Linked DNA regions of Mus musculus: region 1 is linked to region 2. Evidence: chromatin loops called from intact Hi-C (ENCODE). Cell type or tissue: gastrocnemius. All regions are shown on one strand. Each heading gives the region's core, and the rest is flanking DNA. Links, peaks and the distances in the headings are about the cores only. Region 1 overlaps Hadhb (hydroxyacyl-CoA dehydrogenase trifunctional multienzyme complex subunit beta). Region 2 overlaps Hadha (hydroxyacyl-CoA dehydrogenase trifunctional multienzyme complex subunit alpha).

Evidence for each region. Peaks named below come from ENCODE experiments on the same cell type or tissue, not always from the same donor. Only the 100,000 strongest peaks of a DNase experiment are listed, where the experiment ranks them.
Region 1: a loop joins it to region 2, with 2.3 times the contacts of the local background. A loop is called at or near these places in 9 of 42 quality-filtered maps.

The regions. Positions count from the first base shown.
Region 1 is chr5:30,182,993-30,194,833 of GRCm38, forward strand. Hadhb (hydroxyacyl-CoA dehydrogenase trifunctional multienzyme complex subunit beta) reads left to right here. Exons shown (of 16, transcript NM_145558.2): 16 at 1,061-1,601. The coding sequence ends at 1,096. Adgrf3 (adhesion G protein-coupled receptor F3) reads right to left here. Exons shown (of 14, transcript NM_001014394.2): 14 at 10,439-10,569. The coding sequence ends at 10,545. Among named protein-coding and RNA genes, the nearest start is that of Adgrf3, 17 kb to the right of the region's middle. In gastrocnemius, for the core only: no CTCF peak of the experiment used is centred there; no DNase peak of the experiment used is centred there.
Region 2 is chr5:30,118,383-30,130,223 of GRCm38, forward strand. Hadha (hydroxyacyl-CoA dehydrogenase trifunctional multienzyme complex subunit alpha) reads right to left here. Exons shown (of 20, transcript NM_178878.3): 11 at 11,439-11,548; 12 at 10,418-10,552; 13 at 8,183-8,354; 14 at 5,226-5,312; 15 at 4,239-4,379; 16 at 3,768-3,836; 17 at 2,956-3,151; 18 at 2,306-2,420; 19 at 1,663-1,808; 20 at 1,041-1,578. The coding sequence ends at 1,433. Among named protein-coding and RNA genes, the nearest start is that of 3110082J24Rik, 18 kb to the left of the region's middle. In gastrocnemius, for the core only: a CTCF peak has its summit at 7,376 (motif pointing right); a DNase peak (open chromatin) is centred at 7,425; H3K27ac peaks cover 208 bases.

The sequences.
Region 1 (11,841 bases), core at 2,289-7,288, 62 kb after region 2:
GACTATTTTAAACTAACGTATATGTTAAATTCCAGAGGAAGAGCTTGTATATGAACTTACAAAGTATTGAACTTGGTATTTTATAAATAATAGTTTCTTAATACATATTTGTTGGAATTGAATTGAATCTAGAAGCTGACCATTTCATTAGGCTGTCTATAGGTTTGATTGCAGTCCAACAGTTAGAATGACTGTTTAGCAGACAGGATTTAGACCCAGGAAATACTAAATGTTTGTGTAAGGCTTGAACTTGGGTCATAACTAGTACCCAGAGCTATGCCGAGTGTTGCAGAAAGGACAGTGTTCATTCTTCTACCCTTAGGGACGCTCAGTTCACCTTTTCTTTTTTCAATTGTAGCTTTAGATTTTTCTTATGTTCTTCTCATATATTACATCTGGACTGCAGTCTCCCCTGCCCTATCGAGACTCTGCCAGATCCACCCTCCTTCCCCCTCCCCTCAGAAAAGTACAGGTTTCCCAGGGGCATCAACCAAACACAGCATAACAAGCTACAACAAGGCCAGGCGCATGCCGTCATATTCAGTTCATCTTCCTAACCAGAGAGAGCCAAGCCCGGGCCTTAGAATCAGAATCCTTACACCTGTTTCCCAGTCTTTCTTCACGATGGCTTTGTGATTTGACTGAGTCACTTAACCTTTCAAATCCAGTTTGGGTGGCCCAGTAGTAGAGGCTTGCCTAGCATGCTGTAGCCCTGAGTTCATTCCCCAGCACCACAGAAACTAAAATGAAAGCATTTACTAGGACTCACACTCTACATTAGATTGAGTCTGGTGCATGCATGGGGGCGGGGGAGGGGACAGGGAGGTGTATGTATATAAGTACATGTTCTCTATGTAATGTATTCTATCTGATTTAATTTTTGTAAAAATGTTTGTAAACTAGGCACCATGAACCCCCCGTTACAGAGGAAGTTGAGTCTCCAAGTGATCCCGTTCCTGTGATCTCACAGTGGTAGTTAAGCTGTTGGCCTGCCGAGGTACTGGCTGGACTCAACACCTTTCAGTGCTTCCGATGTCTGACTGAACTTTCTTCTTCACAGGGTCATGCTATGATTGTGGAAGCTTACCCCAAATGACTGCTCTAGAAGGAGGCGACCGACTGATCTCTTCAGCACTTGCACTGGGCAATGCCATTTCAATGCACTACCAAGTGATACCTGCAGTTCCTAGCTCTTCTTAGGAAACAACATTTGTGGCCTTCTCTTAAATACTTTGCAATCCAGCCTTGCCAGTGTTCGAGGTTTTCGATAATCACAGCTTCTGCTCTCTAAGTTCCAGACTATTACAGATGTTTGCGCAGTTCCTGTTATTTCTTTTCACAGAGACTAATGGCTGCTAGCCACTTGGAGAGAGAGAGGCTAGCTCAGGTTTAGAATCGTCTTTGTAACATTTGCAGATACTCCTTATTCCTGTCTGTGTCATAGAGATAATTATTTTTTTCTAAAATACAAACCGGTGTGCCTAAGTTAACTTACTATAGAAAAAAAAATAATCTAAACATCTCTTAAACCTGAAATGCTTAGAGACATAGATACCATGTTGGTTGACCTTAATAAAGTAGACATGTATTAGAGGACTGTTCGTAGTCTCGTTATTAGTGGGAAATGGGCAGCTTTTATAACTATTACAGTCAGTTGTGAAACTGCCAGGGACATAGTAGTAATGTCCCACTTACAATACACTTACAGTGTTTCCCCCATTTCTTTTTTTTTTTTTTTTTTTGGTTTTTCGAGACAGGGTTTCTCTGTGTAGCCCTGGCTGTCCTGGAACTCACTTTGTAGACCAGGCTGGCCTCGAACTCAGAAATCCGCCTGCCTCTGCCTCCCAAGTGCTGGGATCAAAGGCGTGCGCCACCGCCGCCTGGCCTCCCCCATTTCTTAATTGAAGCAAATTGATTTTATTGGAGATGCTCCTATTTGTCAGGGTTGATGTAACATTTAAGAACATATTTAATTTTGACTATAATAAACCCCCTCAAATTCTTGACAACTGTGCTACACAGTCACATTTATGCAAGCCTGAAGAAGTTGTAGATTCAGTTACAGACATTTGTTTGAATGTTGCTCAGATGTATGGACGTTGCTGTCAGAATCACCCTGGGTGGTTTGAGCACTTTTAGGCAAGGAACAGTGTTGACCTCTGAAGAAGACTTGAGAGTCCCCCTGTCATTTCCCCATAGTTTTCCTGGTAAATTAAGCCATAGTGTGTATGTATGTATTTTTGTATGGGATATTTGTGTGGTGCTGGGAGTTAAAGTCAGGGCCTAGTGGATACTAGGCAAGTGTTGTACTCTAAAGATGAGCTTCATCTCCAGAGGGGTGTGTTCTTGTTTTTAAGGTTCTTCTGAGTCCAAGCTTACCTTTAGATGTCTGATTTAAATTTTCTCAGTTACATTTTATGTTTTAATACTTAGTGAACTTTTCCCCAAAAGGCGATGGTTTAAATTCATTTGCAAAAATGACAGAATCACTTAGCCTGTGGTCACTAAGGAACAAAGAAGTCTAACTGAGTGATGGTGGTGCTCACCTTTAATCCCAGCCCTCAGGAGGAAGAGACAGCCAGATCTGTGAGTTCTCGGCCAGACTGACCTGCAGAGCGTGTCCCAGGACGACCAGGGCTGCACAGAGTAATTCTCTCTTGAAACCTTGCTGGAAATAACGATAAGTAATTTTCACAAGAGGCTGGCTGATGTGATGCTGCACTCATGTATTTTGTTTGTATTTATCACATATTGTACGGAAGAAACAGGCTTTGAGGATAGTGATCCTGTCAGAAGGAAGAGGGACCAGAACTTATGCAGTCGTCTCCAGGAATGCTTTGGGGATTCCTAGAATCAAGGAAGCCACTAACCAAACTTCCGAAACACTTTTAAGTTTCCCAGGTTATTTAACTGTAACAGTTTACAAGTGAAAATGAACTTTGTGAGTTGGGGAAAATGGCATGAACCAAAAGCACTCCCTTGGGCTTTCCGCTGGCTCAGCAGGTAAAGGTGCTTGCCACCAAGCCTGCCAAAGTTGTCCTTTAACCTCTCTACACATGAGTCACAGAACATATGCATGTATGTGCACACCCGCACACAGAATAAATAAGTAAATTAATAAGACAGCAGTCTTAATCAAAAACCCATCAATAGAAATAAAACAAGGCATTTTTACAGGTGCGCCATGTATATATAAAAGGGTTAATTATATAATACATTTCCTAATAGCCAGGCTAATAAATGAGGAAAGTTTTCCAGTAATCAAATATATAAGCACTAGTCTTATGTTTCTACTTTTTCTGTTTTAAAATATAAGGTAATTGTCTCAGCTACTGTTGTACTGCTGTGAAGAAACACCATGATCGGGGCAGGGTGTAGAAAGAGCATTTCACTGGGGGCTTGTTTACAGTTCCAGAGGGTTAGTCCATGATCACCAAGGCAAGACGTGTCAGCAGGCATGTATGGGGCTGCAGTAGCCTAGAGCTTAGTAGCCTAGGCAGGAGGCAGAGAAACAGAGACTGAGCTGGGCTTGGGCTTTTGAAACCTCAGAGCCCACTCCCCTATGACACACCTCCAACAAGGCCACACATTTTAACCCTTCCTACACAGTGCCACTAAGGGGAACCAGGTATTCACACATGTGAGCCTGTGGGGTCCATTCTTATAAAGACCACCACAGCAATCCATACATCTAAAAGCTATACACTTGGTTGAGATTTTGAGGCTAGGTCTTGCAATGTAGTATGAGCTGGGGTCAACTCATATCCTTTTTCCTCAGTCTCCCCAGTACTGGGCTTAAAGCATGTTCTTGGCACATGTGTACCCCTCAGCATGTTATATACACACAACACCCCAAAAAGTCCGCTCCAAATTAAGTTAAATATATGGGGTAATTTTTTTTTTCCTTAAAATTTAGGAAAATAATGTCACTGTGGTCTCAGATTGAAGGGACAGGGGAATTTATTGGAGAAGACATTTAAAATACTAAACATTATAGTTCTAGAAAATTGCCAACACTGGGCTGTCAAGGTGACTCACTGGGTAAAGGTGCCTACCCCTGAGCTGGCGGAGCTGGACTTCCATCCCCAGAACCCATGTGGTAGTCTGAGAGACCCAGTGCTCACATACTGTCCTCTAACCTCCACGTGTGTGCCATGACATGCTCATCCATCCACCCACATGAAGTCTAGTTAGAAATTAAATTTTTTGCCTTGCCTATGTTGAAATAGGAATTTTGGTTTTCCATGTGCTTAGAATGCTTGGAAATATAGTGAACACATTTTATAAAGAATTGCTACAGACCCAGAAGATAGAAAATGTTTTAAAGAATGACAAAAGAATCATAGACATTTTTTTTTCAAATGACATACAAATGATAAATAAATGTGAAACTAGGATTCAGGAAAAAAAAAAAACCAACAATAGAACAAAAACAAACAAGAAACCCCTGAGACCATGAGATTTTACTTTATACCTACCAGGTTGGCAAAATCAACCAGACTGAGAATAGCAACTATTGGTAAAGATGTAAAACACTTTCTTTGTTTTGTTTTGTTTTGGGTTTTTTGTTTGATTGGTTGGTTGGTTGGGATTTTTTGTTGTTTTTGGTTTTGTTTTTGTTTTGTTTTAAAGCAGAGTCTCACTATATAGGTCTGGCTATCCTGAAACTACCATATAGATCAGGCTGGCCTGAGCTCCGAGATTAAAGGTCTGTGCTACCAAACTCAGCAAGTGCTTATTTTATAAGATTTATTTTTAATTGTATGTATATGTGTGTTTTGACCTATGGGTATGTGCAGTGGGAGCTCCGGCCCATGGAGACGAGATATGCAGGCTTACACCATAGTTGGAGTTTAGACGGTCATGAGTCACCATGTGAGTACTGGCACTGAACTTGGGTCCACCACAAGCCCAGTGCAGACTGGGAGAATACAAATTGATAGCAATTTTGGGAAAAGAGCCTGACATTGTCTTGCATTTGAATATGGCACAAGGTCTATCATCCAACACTTCTCTTAGGACCCTTCCCTGAAGAACACACTCATGAATCCAGGAAACAGGTACCCGGTTGCTCACAGCAGAAAAAGGGCTCTTGTTAAGTGATAGATAAGTTTATAAATAGAACTAACTTCTAAAGATACCTAAAGTGAGTTGAAAGATAATTTATAAGACAAGCAAAAGATAGTTTTCTTACAGAAAAATAACAAATAATACATGTAAGTACCTACAGTCCAGAATTTGGAACTAGCCCCTCCCCCCGACAATGGGCTGGACTTTGCGACTCCAGCGAGTAGTTCGTGGAAAGTGGGGAAAGCAAACATACAGTGCAGAAAGGGCAAGCATCAGCTGAACCCAAAATAACCTCAGATACTCAGAATTCGTTGAAGTTCAAGGAAATACCAGGCAAACTCAAATTAAGGGAAATTCTAGAGTACTTGACCAGTACATAAGACCTGTCAAGGTCATGAGAGACCGTCTCGGAGGGCACCAAAGAGACATAATAACAAAATGGATTGGGTTCTGGGACAGAAAGTGGGGAGGGCATTCATGGAAAAACTGGTGAACTCTGAAGTGAACAGTCTGGAGTGAACAGTTTGAAAAAAAATAAGCTGGGTCTGCTGACACATCCTTTAATCTCAGCACTGAGGTGGCAGACATTGGTAGAGTGCTGTGAGTTCAAGGCCAGCCTTGCCTCTGTAGAGAGTTCCAGACTATAGACTCTGTCTTTAAAAAATAAAAATCCCGGGGCTGGGGTACAGTTCACTGGGAGTGCATGTCTCCTATGCGTAAGGACCTGGGTTAGATCCTCAGCTAGACCAGGAAGGGGCAAGCAAGAGTAAAACCTGCACAGAGGTCGGATGTCATTGGGTTTGATGATGATTTCTTGGGTACGACACCAAAGCAGAAGCAACAAGAAAAAAAAGGATTAGATTTCTCTGCATCAAAGACACATTCAAGCCGGGCGTGGTGGCGCATGCCTTTAATCCCAGCACTCGGGAGGCTGAGGCATGCGGATCTCTACAAGTTCGAGGCCAGCCTGGTCTAGAGAGTCCCAGGACAGCCAAGGCTACACAGGGAAACCTTGTCTCAAGAAACAAAAACAAGGCAAAATTCCTGCAGTTCAAAGCCAGAGAAACAGTCTAGGTGAGAATGGACAAATAATTTGAATAAATATTTCTCCAAAGCAGTTATGTGGATGTCATTTAAAAATATACTCAATACCATCACGAATAGCGGTACACACCTTTAATTCTAGCACGTGGGAGGAAAAGGCAGGGGGAACCTCAGAGAATTCAAGGATCCGAGGCTAGCCTGGCCTACAAAATGGATTCTAGGTCAGTCAAGGCTACATAGAAAAGAGGAGAAGGATAAGGAGGAAAAGGAAGAAGAGAAGAAAACCCCAAATATCACTGGAAGTGCAAAGAAAAGCCTCACACACACACACACACACTAGGCTGTTGTACAGAAAACTTTGCTTTTCTCCATCCCACCAAATAGCCATTTGGGAATGAAAACGTTCTTTCTTCTGTCTTCTCATTCAGACATTAATCTCTCAGTTTGTTATCTTCTGACCATCTCTGATTCCGAGTAAAAGCTCACACTCTTCCTATGGTCTATATAGTTCATTCATCCAGCAACTACTCACTGTCTACTAGATGTCAGGCAGTCTGGACTTCAGTACCCAATAAAATAGGAGAAAATTCCTGCCTGCCTTACTGTCAATGAAAAGAATTCTAATTCTTCTCAGCCATTCTCCTCCTAGCCTTTCCTCAGGTTTTACACTTTTTTTTCTCTGAGACAGTTTTATTATGTAGCCCAGGCTATCCTCAAACTCCTGAGTGCTGATATCACAGGAACATACCTCCACACTTGCTCTTTCTCAAATTCATCAGGAACAGGGTTCTCAGGGACCTTCTGAAAATTACAAACATCAAAGTAGTAATAATGGGTATGTGTATTTGAGTTTTAATTTCCTCTCTATTTGAATTTTTGTAGTTAACATTTTGTTACATAGTTATATGTAGTTTGCAGCATTTTTTAAAAAACATTTATTTATTTTATATATGAGTACACTGTCGCTGTCTTCAGACACACCAGAAGAGGGCATCAGATCCTATTATAGATGGTTGCTGGGATTTGAACTCAAGACCTCTGGAAGAGCAGTCAGTGCTCTTAACTGCTGAGCCAGCTCTCCAGCCTCTGTAGCAGGTTTGTTTTGATGGGGATGTGCATTGAAATGATTACTAATCAAGCTAATTTATCTGTTATCTTACATAACTGGTGTGTGTGTGTGTGTATGTGTGTGTGTGTGTGTGTGTGTGTGTGTGTGTGTGTGTGTGTGTGTAACAGTCCCTCAAAGCTGCTTTCTTAGAAAATTTCTAGCACACAAAAGATTATTCTAACTCTAGTTCTCACACCAGCTCTCTGGACTATTCTTCCTATAGAACTGAAATGTGTCTTTTTATATTAGAAATGATTACTTTGAAAAAGTTCTGAATCATTTGCATAGTTAAACATATAAACTGAACAAATAAGAAGTGCGGCTTTAGAGAAATTCTAGCTCTTGTGTAGCCCAGTGTGGCCTAGAACGTGTGCTCTTCCTGCCTCATCTTTCTGAGTACTCAGGTGGCAGCTAAGGTAGCGTTACATTGTCGTGTGGAGTTCTGCTTTGGTAATCAACTGTTTGACCTGACAGACCTCTATATGGAAGGGAAAGGAACTTCTGAGTCCACTGCAGCTCCAGATGTTGCCAACAAGTCTACGAGCCTCTTCTCTCTCACAACAATGCATTCCCTCCAAGGTCAGCACCACTGCTAGTGTTCCTGTCACCCCAACATGCTCTCAGTCCCTCCAACCTGCGATTCCTCTTCATCGTAAAGTCCCTAGCCAGGCAGTGACAGCATATACCTTTAACCCCGGCACCTGGGAGACGGAGAAAGGCACATCTCTGAGTTTAAGGGCAGTCAGAGCTACACAGAGAAACCCTGTCTTGAAAATAATCTCCCAAAAAGGTGAGAAAGAGACAGAGACAGAGAGACAGAGAGAAAGAGATGTCTCAAATAAATAAACTAGTGACAGATTACATAGTGAGTTCCAGGACAGCCAAGACTACATAATGAATCCCTGTTTCAAAACAACAACAACAATAAAAACAAAGTGCAGAGTGCCTTGGAGCCATCGTTACACTTTGATCTCTCTCCTTTTTAGAATGTGTTTGTATGATCCAAAATCACACAGTGGGATGCTACCTGCAAGCTGTTGGTTTACCTCTGTAGCTTAACAGAGGTTCCCCATGTGTTTCTGATCACACAGCAGCCCTGCATGTTGATGCATTCTAACTGCTCTTACCATGCGCCTCTTTGACGGGTTGTGTGTACTGGCACTGGGGTGCGCGTGGGCGTGGCCTCTGGACATTACCTGCTCTCTTGCTCGCTTACTTTTTGTTTTTTAAAAAGATTTATTTATTTATATGTAAGTTCACCGTAGCTGTCTTCACACACTTTGTCTTCTCTCTCCAGCCCCGCTAGCTCCAGCCCAAGGGTTTATTTATTTATTATATGTAAGTATACCATAGCTGTCTTCAGATACCCCAGAAGAGAGCATCAGATCCCATTATAGATGGTTGTGAGCCACCACGTGGTTGCTGGGAATTGAACTCAGGACCTTCGGAAGAGCACTCAGTGCTCTTACCTGCTGAGCCATCTCTCCAGGCCGCTCACTTACTTTTTAAGCCAACTTAGAAATGAGAGTTGCTTTGAAATGTGTTTTATTTGTCCCTGAGGACTTCTCTTATGAATTTTTTTTTAAATGGTGAGAGGTGCCAAGTGAAGGGTTAATGTTGTTTCATGCACTGGTTCTAATACATGGTTGTTACCAGCACAGCGTGCATTGGATATGCGTCATTGCTTGGGAAGGAAAAGGAAATCCCCCCCCCCCCCCCCGCCCCGACCGCCAAAGCACGCTGGAGAAAGGAGCCTCCTCTGCGTCTGCAGGGAGCGGGCTTTTATATGCTTATTTTTTATTACATTTATGTATTTGTGTGGGAGTGGGTGTGGGATGTGCATGCCATGACACTCAGAGGTCAGAGGGCAACTCTGGGGAGTCAGTTCTCGCCTTCCACCATTTGTGGGTTCTGATCTCAAACTCAGGTTGACAGGCTCACATGCAAGCACTTTCATTTGCTGAGCCATCTCACTGGCCCACCAGTTTTTATTTTAACAGCAAACGTTTCTATCCCATTTTATGGAAACACCCATAGATCTTATAAATTAGAAATACTGACTTACCAGAGACTTTTTGTTGATTTGTTGATTTTATGTAACATTTTCTCAAAAGCCTGCCACTCCCTGTGAATTCTATCAACTGGTCAGATGTCTGATTGTCCTGTCTTCTTCTTACTCTTCTGTCTGTCTTGCCTCAGGTGTCATTCAAATGTGCCTCTTTGTTTCCATACGTATTTCTCTGATATGTGTGTTCTCTATTGATTTCTTTTTTAAGTTAGAGAAAAAGGACTTCACCTTTCCCTAAACCTTAAAAAGATGTTAACAAGGGGCTGGAGTAGATGCTCTTTGATCAACAGCTCTGGCTGCTCCTCTAGGGAACTGGGTTAGTCCTTTCATGGAGGCTCAAACCATTGAGAACTCCAGTTCAGGTGATCTGACTCCCTCTTCTGGCCTCTTAGGGACTGCACATATGTGATGCACAGACATACATGCAGGCAAAACATCTATAAACAGAGAATTCAAGGCAACATATGTGATGCACAGACATACATGCAGGCAAAACATCTATAAACAGAGAAGATAAGGCAAGAAAGATAATAGAAGACCGTTTTGTTTGTTTGATTTGGTTTTTGAGACAGGGTTTCCTATGAAGCCGTGGCTGTCCAGGCTGGCCTCGGACCTCTCTCTGGGATTAAAACCTCACACCACCATGCCTGGCTAGTATAGAAAACTGTATATGCTGTAAAGACAACATGGGAAGCATGGTATGAACTTATAGCTGTTTCAGAGACATTTTGGCCACTACGCAAGTCTTGGATAAGATCACAAGAAAACTGACGGTCCATATTCTCTAAGTAGAAGTTCTAAAGTTGCCATCAATTTTATTGTTCTGCTATGAAACACACAGGCTCATGTGCAGTCAACTTTTTATTGTGGTTATATAAGTACATGTAAAATTGGGAGTTTATTGTAAAGCACTTCCCAACATCTGACATTACTTTTTACAGTAGTACTTTTTATAGTCGGTAATACACAGCGTCTGGGTCCCTCCCTCAGGCTGAGCAAATGTCCTTTATTTCCTGTTTCAGAGAGCACTGTCAAAAGTTTCACTGTTGCTGAATGCCCAGTCACCTGTTTTAATAGTTGAATTCACTGTGGATTTTTTTCTATGACATGTATGTGCTACTTCATAAATTAGTAAATGACCTCTTTTGTTGTGTTTTAGAAGCAGTTTTTATTAGTAATAACTTTATAATTAAATTCTGCCCCAAAGAAACAGAATTTTGCCCTTCATCTTCATTGGAAGATCACAGGTTCCTGTCAATCAGTCATCCTTTCTTCATAACTATCAAAAAGAAACAGCAAAGAAATCACTCAGGAGTGACATTTTCCTTGTATCTGTCACATGCATTGTTGGGTACAAAATACACTGCTGATTACAGCTCTTTTTCTTGTAGTTCTTTGGAACATTGCCTTTGGTTTTTGTTTTGTTTGTTTGTTTTTTCCTTTTGTTTTGTTGTTTTGGTTTTTTTCTAGCCAAGGCAGGCTTTTTCATCAGGTTACTAGGTAGCTCTAACTACCTTTTTCCTGCATCTTGCTTGGATACTTCAGGGTGATAGACTGCTGAGCTGCAAGGAAATGAAGATCTACCTTTCTTGAGCAGAGCCTAGCAGGGAAGAGTGCCTTATTGCCTAGAACTCACTAGTGGATTCCTGCACACACACTTACCAGGAACATGGGGTCATGTGTGGCTCTTCTCCAGTGTCTGTCTTTCCTATAGAAAAGCTTATCCTGAAACTTAGAGCTGGGGGACAGGACACTTGCCTCACCTGCATAAACAGCTCTCCTCTCTGGATATCAGACCTCAAAGGGCAAGCCATTTAAGGTAGGACTGGTTGGCTGGTTACTTACACACACACACACATACACACACACACACACACACACACACACACACACACACACACTATATGATATATAGTGTTGTTGTTTGGTCAGGCTCTCACTTTGTAGCCTCCTAGATTGGGCTTGAACTCTTGATCCTCCTGCCTCAGATTCTCAAGACCTGGGCTTATGACCACAGCTGGCTGAAACGAGGGTCTTTCCAGATAATTTAAAATTTGGTATTGTGGGAATCTGGACTGAACTGGTTCCTGGTTTGTTGATGCTTTGCCTCTGCTGTTCACCCAGGGATGGCCACATCCGTGGGGGGTGGAGGTGGGGAGGCTTTGCTGAGGAGCTGCTTGGCAAGAGGTTGACCAGAAGCCAGGCAGTGGTGACGCACGCCTTTAATCCCAGCATTTGTGAGGCAGAGGCAGGCGGATTTCTGAGTTCGAAGCCAGCCTGGTCTACAGAGTGAGTTCCAGGACAGACAAGGCTACACAGAGAAAACCTGTCTCAAAAAAAAAAGAAGAAGAAGAAGAAGAAAAAGGAGGAGGAGGAGGGAAGGAAGAAAGAGAAAGGGAGAGAGAGGGAGGAAGGAAGGAAGGAAGGAAGGAAGGAAGGAAGGAAGGAAGGAAGGAAGGAAGGAAGGAAGGAAGGAAGGAAGAAAGAAGAGGTGGCCTGAGCTAGGTATGATGGTGCATGCCTGTAATCCAAACACTTAAGAAGCTGGGGT
Region 2 (11,841 bases), core at 4,624-9,623:
CCTGGGTGTTGGCTGATTCTTTCTGTGAAAGGCCATGAGGACCAAGGATGTGTCTCTAAAGCAGGGAAGGACTCTAGAATGGTATGTGTAGATACACAAGGGGGCAGTCTTCACTGTGGCCTGTAAAACCCTATCCTCTCGCAATAATCTTTTTCTTGACACAGGGTTCCTTGAACTCACAGAAATCCACCTGCCACCACTAGGCTGCTCGAGTAATTTTTATCAGAGCCCACATCTGTGTGCTTGCAGGGAAGACCCAGAAATCAAAGCTCAATGCCACTGAGGTCTGGTGTAACTGCAGCTCTGCCAGCTCCTGAGACACCCTCAGTTGCAAGTAGACGCCTGGGCTTGGCCTTTGTGCATGTGATCAGTTCTTTGCCTTCTGGCCATCTGAAAATGCATTTGAGATGACCAACTTTAGGGTTGGTCTTCCCAGCAGTGAACTGCAGGTATTCAGTGGAGCCAGGTGGGCGCCGTCTGCCAGTCCCAGTGGGAGTACTTGAAGCACTTCCACATGGAACAGAGCACAGTGACCCGGATGGGACCCAAATTAGGTTCCATATCCACTTAGTGACTCAGTGGGACCCAGGGAGGCGCCCGGCACTATTTATATAGCTAGGCCCTGCTTCTCCCAGAGTGAGAACTCTCACCGAGGGACAGAGGTAGGACAAACTGAGGTCACAGAAGCGAGATGGGCTGATCTGTGGGTATCCATCCTTTGCATAACTCTCAGAAGCCAGGATGAGCATGCCAAGAAGAACGTGTACAATGGCACAGTGAGGAAGTGGTTGGGGAAAGGAGTATCTTTCGCATCCTGGTACACCACACCTCTACTGTCCCCACTCTCCCGACCAGGCAGCCCAGCCAAGGCACTCAGGCAGTCAAGCATAAGGCATGGGCACAGAGTCTGTTTTCTGACATTACAATCCCTGTCTAAAGCAGCTGCCCGACATCTCCCAGCCCGTCTATGCTCCACTGCACAGGCTTCCTTACTGAAGGGGAGGCTCAAACACAAGGGTAGACAGAAGAAAACAGGCCAGTCCGGCAGAGGCACAAAGTCCGGATTTTATTGTTATCCTGTGTTTGGCTTGGTGCAAAAAATGCCCTTACCACTGCCAGGCCCCACTGGCCTCTGGGAAGGCACAGGCAGCAGGTGTTCTGGGTTACTCTTAGCTGTTGATTTGGGTCTCAGGCAGGGCTTGCAAAAGAAGCACAGTGGGGCTCCCCCTTAACATGAAGTGCAAACAGTTAATTCACAGTCAGACTTCACCAGGAGGAAGAGCGGGCCAGGGCAGAAGGCACTCTGATGGAGGAGCAAGCCCAAGGCTAGCCTTGGTCTTTTTCCTGCTTCCTGATAATTTGGACAGCACAGCTGAGAAGCGGCACTGCCAGGTCTGGGTTAGTGCATGGTGGGGTAGGGTGGGAGGGCCTGTCACTGGTAGAACTTCTTGCTAGAGTTGTTAGCGTGGTCGAGGAGCAGCTGGCATGGGGTAAACTGTGTTCCATAGGCAGACTCGTACTTCCGTAGCCGGTCCACTACCTTCTGAGCACCATACAGATCCACAAAGCGGAAGGGCCCTGAGCAGAGACAGACTTTTTAGTGAAAGAGACTGTAACTTGCACAAGGATAAAGGAAGGCAACTTCCCGGCCTGCACACTGACCTCCGAGACAAGGGGGAAAGCCAAGCCCAAAGACAGCTCCGATGTCTCCCTCTGCCGGTGTGGCCAGGATCCCTTCCTGTAGGCACAGGACTGCCTCGTTCACGAACCTTGTTATCACACGGTATTGGACGTCTTCATCAGAGGAGCTGAGGAAGAGAAGGGAGCAGGAAGGAGAACTTAGCTAGAGAAAGAAAGGGAGGAGCCAGAGCACAGCACGTGGGGTGCGGGTGAGTTCTAGGGAGGCCAGTGGCCAGGGTGTACTACACCATCCTCAAAGATCAAAGTCCTTTCTCTTCCCTATCCAATGTGAACTGAGCACCTAAACAGGGCCTGGCACAGGAGAGATGACTGTCACATCTGAAGGATCAGCAACAGCAGCACATTCCCAAAGGTAACCAACAGTGAGGAGGGTACAGGCGCCTCCACAACCCACCTCCCACCTTCACAGGCTGGAGCAGGCAGGGTGTCCACAGGCTTGGCCCACTCTCACCTGGATACTGAAACTGGGCTCATGTGCAGGGAATTTAGCTGTACAGTGTTTTGCCAGCTTTGGGTCATAAATAGAATAGAAAAGGGGCCAAGGAGCTTTGAGCTACTAAGATAAACATTATTTTCGGGCAAATAGTCACTCAAATCAACTTACACCTCGGGCTTGGCAGGCAGCCTCAGATTTGCCAAGATATTATCCATTTCAGAATTCAAACTCTTATTCTTTGAGCCCTCCTGATAGATGTAAAAGCCCTTCCCAGACTTGCGACCTGAGAGAATAAAGAGACTGTGTTAGTCATTGCCTTTTACCCCAGCAGCAAACCCTGTCTCTGCTGGATGCTGTGAGCTTCTAGCACTCCACTGCACCCCTAAGCTCCTGCATGCAGCCAACTGAGCCATTTAACCCTTGTCAGATGATGGGCAGAGGAGAAAGCTCTGGTGCATGGAAATCTGAGTCTGCATAAGAAAGGCCACGCCCACGCCCACGCCCAATTTTAATGTACAAATGAAAGTCCCAGGTCCTAAAGGAGATTTCACTGCAGCCTCAATTGTATGTTCTGTATGTTGGACACAGGTAGCCAGACCTCAGGGCCTGGTGGATATAGAACTTGCTCCTGACCGTGCAGGAGGAGGATGCTGGTTTCTCTGGCATACACGGCACCGACTGCCTTTCCCCAGCCTAGGAGATTCCCTATGTCTAGGGACCTGTGTTCTGGAATCTTTCCCCTCTACCCTCTCTATTCTCAGGCACCTGCTCAGAGCTCTGTAACTAGCAGCTAACTCTTGTGTCCTGGAGTTACTCACCTAAGAAGCCCTTGGAGACCATCTGTTTCAGCAGTTCTACGCTGCCACCTCCAAATCGCTCCCCAAAGGCTTTGCCTAGATCTTCTGCTACGTGCTGTGCTACATCCACACCCACTTCGTCTGCCAGCGTGGCAGCACCCACAGGGAAGCCGAAACCTGTGGTCAAGGCGTCCAGCTTCTTAGGGTCAACTCCTTCCTGAACGGGAAGTAAAGCAAGGGCCTCAGGGCACAGCCATCCCAGGTCCCCCACACAAGGGCTGCCTGCATAAGCTGCAGGCACAACCTTGTGCAGAGCCCACTTCTTTTCTTGGACATCACCTGGCCAGATGCAGAACTAGCGCTTCATCCAGGAAAGCACAAGGGAAACCCTGCAGCTATCCCACAGGCACTCCGATCACAGAGTTCCTTCTCGCTGGTGACTCCGAATCTCAGGACTAAGTAGATGCTATGGCTACCAGGACACACACACACACACACACACACTCACTCTCTCTCTCTGTGTGTGTGTGTGTGTGTGTGTGTGTGTGTGTGTGTGTGTGTGTGTGGTGTGATACAATGGTAGTCAGGCCATTCTGGGAGGCTCTGGCTCCTGCAATGCTGGGGGAGCAACCAGCAGAGTTAACACTCTGCCTGTTGGGCACAGTCTTAGTCCCAGGACATCCTGTTTCAGTGTGAGAGGGAGACACAAAAGGGCCTCTGGAGAAAAGCAGTAGTACATTCTTGGGGAACTTGTCCCTCATCTGGACATCTTTAGCTTGGAGGACAGAAAAAGATATGACAAGGCCTCAGACATTCCATAGAACAGTACCCACCTGGAGGATTCGCATGACTTCAGACATCATGGGTGCAAGACACCTGGTGGTGTAGAAGCCGGGTCCGTCCTGCCAAGGGAGAGGAAGGGAGCTTACAGCCTTGCTTTGCTGCCCACGACCACATCCAGTATTCCTTTCCCAGACATCATTCACAGCTTTAGCTGACTTAAGCTCTCATCAGAATGCTCAATGTTATACTGGAGAAGAAGCCACCTCGAACAGTCTGGGTTTCATGTCATCTCTGAGGTCTGGAGTCACCAGTGAGGATCTGCCAGAGCCCAGACACTCCTGCTATCCTACTTCAGCAGGACAGTCACCACTACTGTCCGTTTTGGAGACAACCTAGTGGACAGAGTTTTGGAGGCTGGTATCCCCTTCCCCTGCCCCCCACCACAGAAGAGTTATAATAAGTCTGGAGGCTCAAGAAATCATGTTTGAACTTTCATAGCCTGCTTCTGCTTCTGACCTTACCTTGACCACAATGATGACCTTCCCTTGCCTGAGCCCCACGGCCACGGCAGAGGCCGTTGTGTCCTTGGAGGTTTTGTCAGTGGTGATGATTTCTAGGAGCTGCATCTTGTCCACGGGGGAGAAGTAGTGCATGCCGATCACCTGTGAGGGAGCCATAACCAGCACATTACCAGTGCCGGGGAGGGAAACACTGGAGAGAAAGGCCTGTGGGCAGAACTGCTGATCTAGGCAGAGGGTTGGGTCCATGGTCTCTTGCCACCCCTGGGCTCACCTCCATCAGGCCCCACATCACATCCCTGGACCAGTGTGCTAGGAAAGGTAGACTGTTCTGCAGCCACACACCATAGGAGGGGGAAGAGTCAGGCTTGGGTGGTTTGGAGACACAGGCCTAGTATTAGCAACTGTAGCTGCTTAGAAATTTTGTTGTTGTTATTTCTAGTCTCTCTGGCTGCTCAGTTGAAGCAGGTATCCTCCAGAGAAGTGAGGCTTTTTTCCCCTCTTTAAATGACTACATTCTTTATGAATCTGCTTAAGCAAAGATAACTTTCTAGACAGCATTGCAAATACTCAGTGAAAGTACTTCTAAGTTTAGTACTTTCAGATCCTGGGTAGAGGTTGAGGGTGAGGCTGTAGGTCCCCCAGCCCTGACCTTCCAGGCTGGATTGGAGTCTTACCCAGCCTAGGCAGGCACCACACTGCACTACAGCTGAACAGCACACTGCTTCCTGGTTTAGGGCCTAGCCCTCAGTATCTGGTTCTAATGTAAGTAACTTTAATAGTCCACATTTGAGAACTAGCCGCCACGAGGGATGCACACCAGTCACCATCCTACACCTGTAGAGAGTGGCGCTCAGTTTTCTGTGACCACTTTGGGGAAGCACCCCATCCACTTTATACTCTACACTGGTCTTTTCCTGGTTCATATACTAAAATTTCAGCCAGTGAGTCTGAAGCAGTCTGCCGTTTGAGGGTTTCTGTCGGGTTTACCTTCTCAGGCCTTTTGCTGACAGCAGCAATTTGATTGATTGGGAGAGCAGATGTGTTGCTGGCAAAGATACAGTGTTCTGGAGTCACCTGCAGGGGAAAGCATGTAAGAATCTGTCAGGTGGGCCTAGAGATGACAGCCACTGCACAGCTCAGTGATACTCGAGCCCAGCCTCCTCTCCAATCCATACTTACCCAGACTCTGTGACTCACCTAAAAGCTTTTGTGTTGACCTTGCTCTCTCTTTTTGTTTTGTTTTGTCTTTTCAAGACAGGGTTTCTCTGTGTAGCCCTGGCTGTCCTGGAACTCACTCTGTAGACCAGACTGGCCTCAAACTCAGAAATCCACCTGCCTCTGCCTCTGCCTCCCAAGTGCTGGGATTAAAGGTGTGCGCCACCACTGCCCAGCGACCTTGCTCTCTTAATTGAGCCATCCTCTACTGACGGCCTGTCCTGCCCTGGAGACCACATCTCAGCACTTGGGTAAACGTGGTACCTTACATAAATGCCACAAGGATGAGTTGAATTAGGTTTCGGTCAAAGTGGGGCATGGGTGTTGACCCCTCTTGGTATTTAGATGTGCTCTCAAGTCTGGAAGATTACACCATTCTGTACCCTCGCTCACCCTTCCTAAGTCAGAAAGTGTATACTTCCTTCATCCTAACTGAGCCACCGAAGGGCAGTGTCCACTGTAATTATGCGTGCAGCAAACAAATACGACCAACTGTTAGCTTTAGTTGCCTGTCTGCACTGTCCCTAACACAGGATGCGCAGTCTTCTGGCTCTAATCTCAACTTATTCAAGTTTTCTGACACGGGTAAAAATATGGAAGATGTGTCTGTTAAATCTGCACAAATTTGGCACAGACAGAATGCAAACATAAGATTAGAATCAAGGTTGAAGACACATTTAACACATTGAAAAGTTGAGTACAAAACGTTAATTATAACAGACAAAAGTGAATCGTTAGGATTAAAAAGGCAGAAGAAAGTATAGGCATTTGAGGAAAGGGCCTGGCTGTGAGGAGGATCCTATGATTTTTAACCAACCAGAGTGGACTGTGAGCTGACGGTGTGGTGTGACTCAGAGTGAACATACTCTCTTAGCTGCTAGTATGGTATCAAGGGTGAGGGAAAGGGCCTCTTGGGCTAGAGATGTAGCTCAGTAGGTAGAGTGCTCGCCTCACATGCAGGAAGCCCTGGGCTGGTTCTCCAGGACTGCATAAACTGGGCACAGTGCTGCATGCTAGTAATCCCAGCACTTCGGAAGAGGCAGCAGGATCTGAAACTCAAGGTTATCCTTGGCTACATAGTGAGTTCAAGGCCAGCCTGGGAGGTATATTTATCTTCTACTCTAGGAGAGCAAATACTTATCTCCCAAGATGGCTGGCAACACTCTCGCTGCTCCTTGGTCATGCATGCCTTTCTTCCTAGGAAGAAGGAGTCTATTTCCCACGCTCTAAATCAGGGCTGGCCATGGCTTGGTTTTACCAACAGAAGCATGGCCGTTGGTCTTGGGCCTTGCTGCAGTTCTGCAGCTACCTCTTTTGCTCTTAGAGAACCTTGCTATGGAGACATTTTGGCCATGGGAGGAATAGGCCCTGAAAGGCTTGGTGTTTAGGGCGCTGTGGTGTTCAAGAGATGCTTCTCAGCAATGTGTACGCTGAGATGTGAGCTAATGACCGAGACAGAAAGACAGGGAAGCATCTACAAACTGTTCCACGGGCTGCAGAGATGGCTCAGTGGTTAAGAGCACTGACTGCTCTTCCAGAGGTCCTGAGTTCAGTTCCCAGCAACCACATGGTGTGGCTCACAACCATATGTAATGGGATCCAATGCTCTCTTCTAGTCTGTGTCTGAAGACAGCTGCAGTATACTCATATAAATAAAAAAATAAAATAAACAAATCTTTAGAGACTGTCCCGTGAAGAATGTCAGGAACAGTCTGTTTAGTTCCATAGGGGGTAAGAGACGACTGATTTAAACTGAACCATTCGTAGACTCAGCTTGGGAGTTTTCTTAAAAGCAGCAAAAGGTCAGGTCTCTCGAGAGGATGGGCAGGATGCTGTGCTGGAGGTCTTCCTCGTGCCTTGGATTTTCCCTCTCTTTATAAAGATGTCTTTATTTATGTATTAAGTGGCCAGGCTGCATGTACACCTGCTCACCAGAAGAGGGCATCAGATCCCATTATGGATGGCCGTGAGACACCACTTAGGTGGCCTTAGTAATCCTGCCTGCTTCACCACAGCTTGCAAAGACAGCCACCAGTGTTGCCAGCTCAGTATCATTTCCCTAGTCTAGTCTAGCTGTGCTCTTTCTCACTCTTGGACTACAGCCATTTCTCCTTTTCTAAACCTTTCTTTCTATCACCCACATGAGGTACGTATTTTGTTCACTGTCATCTCAAGAATGGGCTTTTAGAACACTTGAGCAGGTCCAAAGGAGCGCCACCACAGATAACCATCCAAAACAGCCTGGAGAAAGCTCCCTTGGTTCCCTTTGCTACCGAGATATGAAATCACCTGATTATGGCTCACAGCCAACAACAAGAAATCCCCAAGACACCTGTGTACCCATGAGGCTATTTAGATGGCTGGTAACCTCCCCATTTCCACTCCAATATGGCTAATGAGCCCTGGGCTTAGGAGCATAGGGTACTTAATTAATTTTCTTCCCACAGGATTCATACCTGAGCTTTCTGATATACACAGCATGTGTACACTCACATACAAACTTACATTTGAGGCCTCAAAATTGCTTAGTGGGTAAAGGTACTTACTTACTTGCTGTCAAGCCTGACAACCTGGATTTGATCCCTGGGACCCACATGGTGAGAGGAGAGAAATGAGTCCTGCAAGTTACCCTCTGACTGCCACACATGCTCTATGGCATGCGTCTCCCCTCCGACAAGACCCCTCTGCTTGGTGCCCTCCGGGATTCAAGTGCAACAGCCCTTACTTACGCTTTCCACTTCCTTTAACACTTTGTGCTTTACACCGAGGTCCTCAAACACAGCCTCAATCACCATGTCGGCCTTCTCAAAGCCTTTGTAATCCAGCTGCCCAATCAAGTTGCTGAAGATGGAATCCCTTTCAAATGATGTGAGAGCTTTCTTCTTCACTTTGTCGTTCAGCCTAGAAAGAACACACTCTTAGAACAGAACAGCAGAAGACAGCTGCTGTGTGGCTTTAGGCACCCTGCGACACCCTGTGTGTCATTACCCCCATTTTGAAGAGGTCGAGTTCAAAGGGACTTGGTGCTAAGCGGCTAATGAGGAAGGTGATAGCATCTGATGTCACCTTGGACCCCAGGCACACAGGCTTTCTACCACAAGATGACTGCACATGGCTGTATTACTCATAAGACAGTTGGGAGTGCCAGCAAGAGGTGAGTCATGACCCAAGGAGGAGACTGGCAAGCACAGAGCATGGCTCTTGCCACCGTGTCCCAGACCAGCGAGTGTTAACTGCACCCTTTACGCTGCTCTCTAACACTGTCCCCCTCTCCCCACTACCCAACAACCCCAGCTCGGGTCTCAAACCCAGGGCCTTAGTGAGCACTCTTACACTGAGCGACATCTCCAGACCAAGGTTGTTTTTCAGGCTGTCAATCTACTTTCACTCAGTACACAAGTCTCACACTGAACTTGTCTTTTTCCAGGGAGAACTACAAAGGAGTCTTGTTATAACTGGATCATTTCATCGCCAAGGAATACGAGATTTCTTTTAGGTTCATCTTAACCATACTTTTCAGAATAAATAAGAGAATTTTCCTCTGAATTGAAAACCCATTCACTAACTCCCTTAAGGAAAAGAAAAACTAAAGTCGCAGCTAAGTTCACAGAACTATCCAATAAGGGACTGGAGAAATGACTGAGCAATTCAGAGCACTGGTTGCTCTCCCAAAGGACCTGGGTTCAATTCCTAGCACACTCTTGGCAGTTCACAACTGTCTATAACTCTAGTTCCAGAGAATCCAACACTCTTACACAGACATACATGCAGGCAAAATACCAATGCATAAAAAAATATTTTTTTTCAATAAAGGCTTTAAAACCATGGGCTGCCTTCCTACAGCTAGCTACAACAGGCTGTCTAAGTGCCAACAGCAGTGACTGACTCAATGCCGAGTGACAGTTTCTGAGAAGGGAAAGAAAACATGTCCTAAGACAGCAGTATGGTGATTGGCATTCACCAGGCCTAAGATGAGAAAGGGAGTATCTAGAAGAAGTCAGGGATGAGGCTATCTATCCTATGGCAACAGCTCTTCGTGCTGGTGATTGCAGGAGATGCTGGAAGGGGAGGCCTAGGTGTTGGTGCTGGGACAGTGTTGCTGTATACGCTGCTGCCCCCTCCTTTTTATTTTCCATTATAATCTGGCAATATCACCAATCTGCCAGTCCTGGCCAGTAGTGTAGTGGTAGCGCACACACTCCTCCGTAGCTGAGGGAGGACAGTGAGCTCAAGCCACATAATCCACTTAGGACACACATGCCCTCACTCAGCACAAAGTCCCACGAAGGACAGTCTGATGCAGCCAGCTAATCCGTCATGTCTGTGCAGAACACTGGGCTAAAAACAGCCTCAGTGTGGCTGAGCTGACTCCATTTCCACTCAGCCTAACTGGCGGCCTCCGTGTGAGACGGGGCTGTGAGCCATCCTTGGTTTTCATTTTAAGACGTTTGTTTTACCTTTACTTTGCCATGTACTTTGCATGTGGGTGTTCTGCTGCAGATGTGGAGCTGGTCGGCAGGCCTCGGGCATCTGGCTCACTGGCAGGGGCTCTCCTCTGCCAGCACTGCCTCCACCTACTTGGTCGGCACATGTTCTCACACACCCTCCCTCAGCCCTGCCAAGAGCTGTGCAGGTTCCATAATCCATTCCACGGGGGCAACTCCATGCAAACCTTGCCAAACCTGACAGTTACTAGTATCATACCAAAGGATGGAATAAATGGTATTTAGAATATCTAGTAATAAGGAAACATTCAAAGGCCAATGTCCTATGACATAATCAAGAAAAAGAGTTGAAAGAATAATTAGTATTTCTCAAAAAAAAAAAATCAAAGGAAACTTTGGTAAAACTATAGAGTGTGGGGCTATGTTCAGGCAAAAGGACCCTGTGATGAAAAACAAGACAAAACCAAACCCACTCCCGGCCCCACACAGTCCACCTCCTGGCACCAACAGGCCACTTACCCTTTGAACACTTGCTGCTGTCCCCGGCCCAGCCCCGTCACTGTGGTGTCTTTAAGAAGAGTTTTCAGTCCCTTATCCACAGAGACCTGGGCAATGCCAGCCCCCATCAGCCCTGCGCCAAGGATGGCTAGCTGCCTGGAGGGACAGGATCGAACAGTTCTGGTGAACACCTCAGGCACTGATTAGCTGGGAAACACTACCCACACTGTGAGCCAATAAACCAACCGCCAGCCACAAGTATAAGAGCTTTTCATGATGTCTATCTACAATACATTTTTGATTTTTAAAGATAAATGTAAAACTCACTAGGCCCAAAAACTTGGTTTTTCCATGAAGGCAGAACTAAACCAACTCTCAATTGCCCAAAGCGTGGGAAACCAAGCCTAATCTAAATCTAGGTTATGTCCGAAGACTAGTCTGTTTGATAATTTCATAGTGATTTTAGCATTTTTCTGTCATTTCCCTTTCTCTCAAGATTTACCATCCTATCCAGAGTACTTCAGTCTCCTTACTAGTAGCTTCTGGGTGCTCTTTTTTCTTCTGAGACAGGTCTTATGTAGCCGAGGCTGGCCTTGGACTCACCGTGAAGAGGGTGACTTTGAACTCACCCTCATGAGTGCAGGGCTAAGAGTCTGTTTTTTGTTTTGTTTTGTTTAAAGATTCCAGCCCCAGGGTCTTATATGGTCTTATATCACCATACCTGGGTTGTGTGGTACTGCCAACTGAACTCGGAGTTCCTGTATGCCAGGCAAGTATTTACCACAGGAGCCGAGTTATAGCTTTGGTCTGAGATGTGAGACCTAAACCAGACTGCCAGGGAGTTATTCCGAGATAAGAAAGCTCTATAAAGGTGCTAGAAGGGCCTAGGGAGGACTCAGAGGATCTGAACACAAGAATGTACTGGAATAAAGGCTCGGCTGTCCAGGGCAGAAGAGGCTGAGGCTAATCTAGTTCTCTGGCTTCTTGACCCTGCACAGTTGCTGCAAAGCAAATTCTCAGGCTTTTAGGCAGGGCAGCTTACTGAACGTTCTTCTGTGGTGCTCCAAATTTATTTTTCTTGCACAGGACCTGGCCGTTATAAAGCCCCATCAGGGCCTTCGATTCTTTGGTCAATGCAAGCTCTCCAAATTTCTGAAAGGTAAAAAGAAAAAGGGAAAGGTGGAACTCTGGGGTCCTGGTAATGGGACTCGTTTGTCACTTGCTCTGCACAGCAGAGGGAACACCCCGTGCCTTAGTTCACAGGTGCTGCAGCTGGGCTTCCACCTGCAACTGGTGTCCTCTTCACTGTCCTCTGAAGGACGTCTCACCACTGCTTTGAGGGAGGTTTGGTGTTTTGTTTAATTTGTTAATTTAAAAAAATTTAAAACAAACAAACAAACAAACAAGGTTTCTCTGTATCTCTGGCTGTCCTGGAACTCACTCTA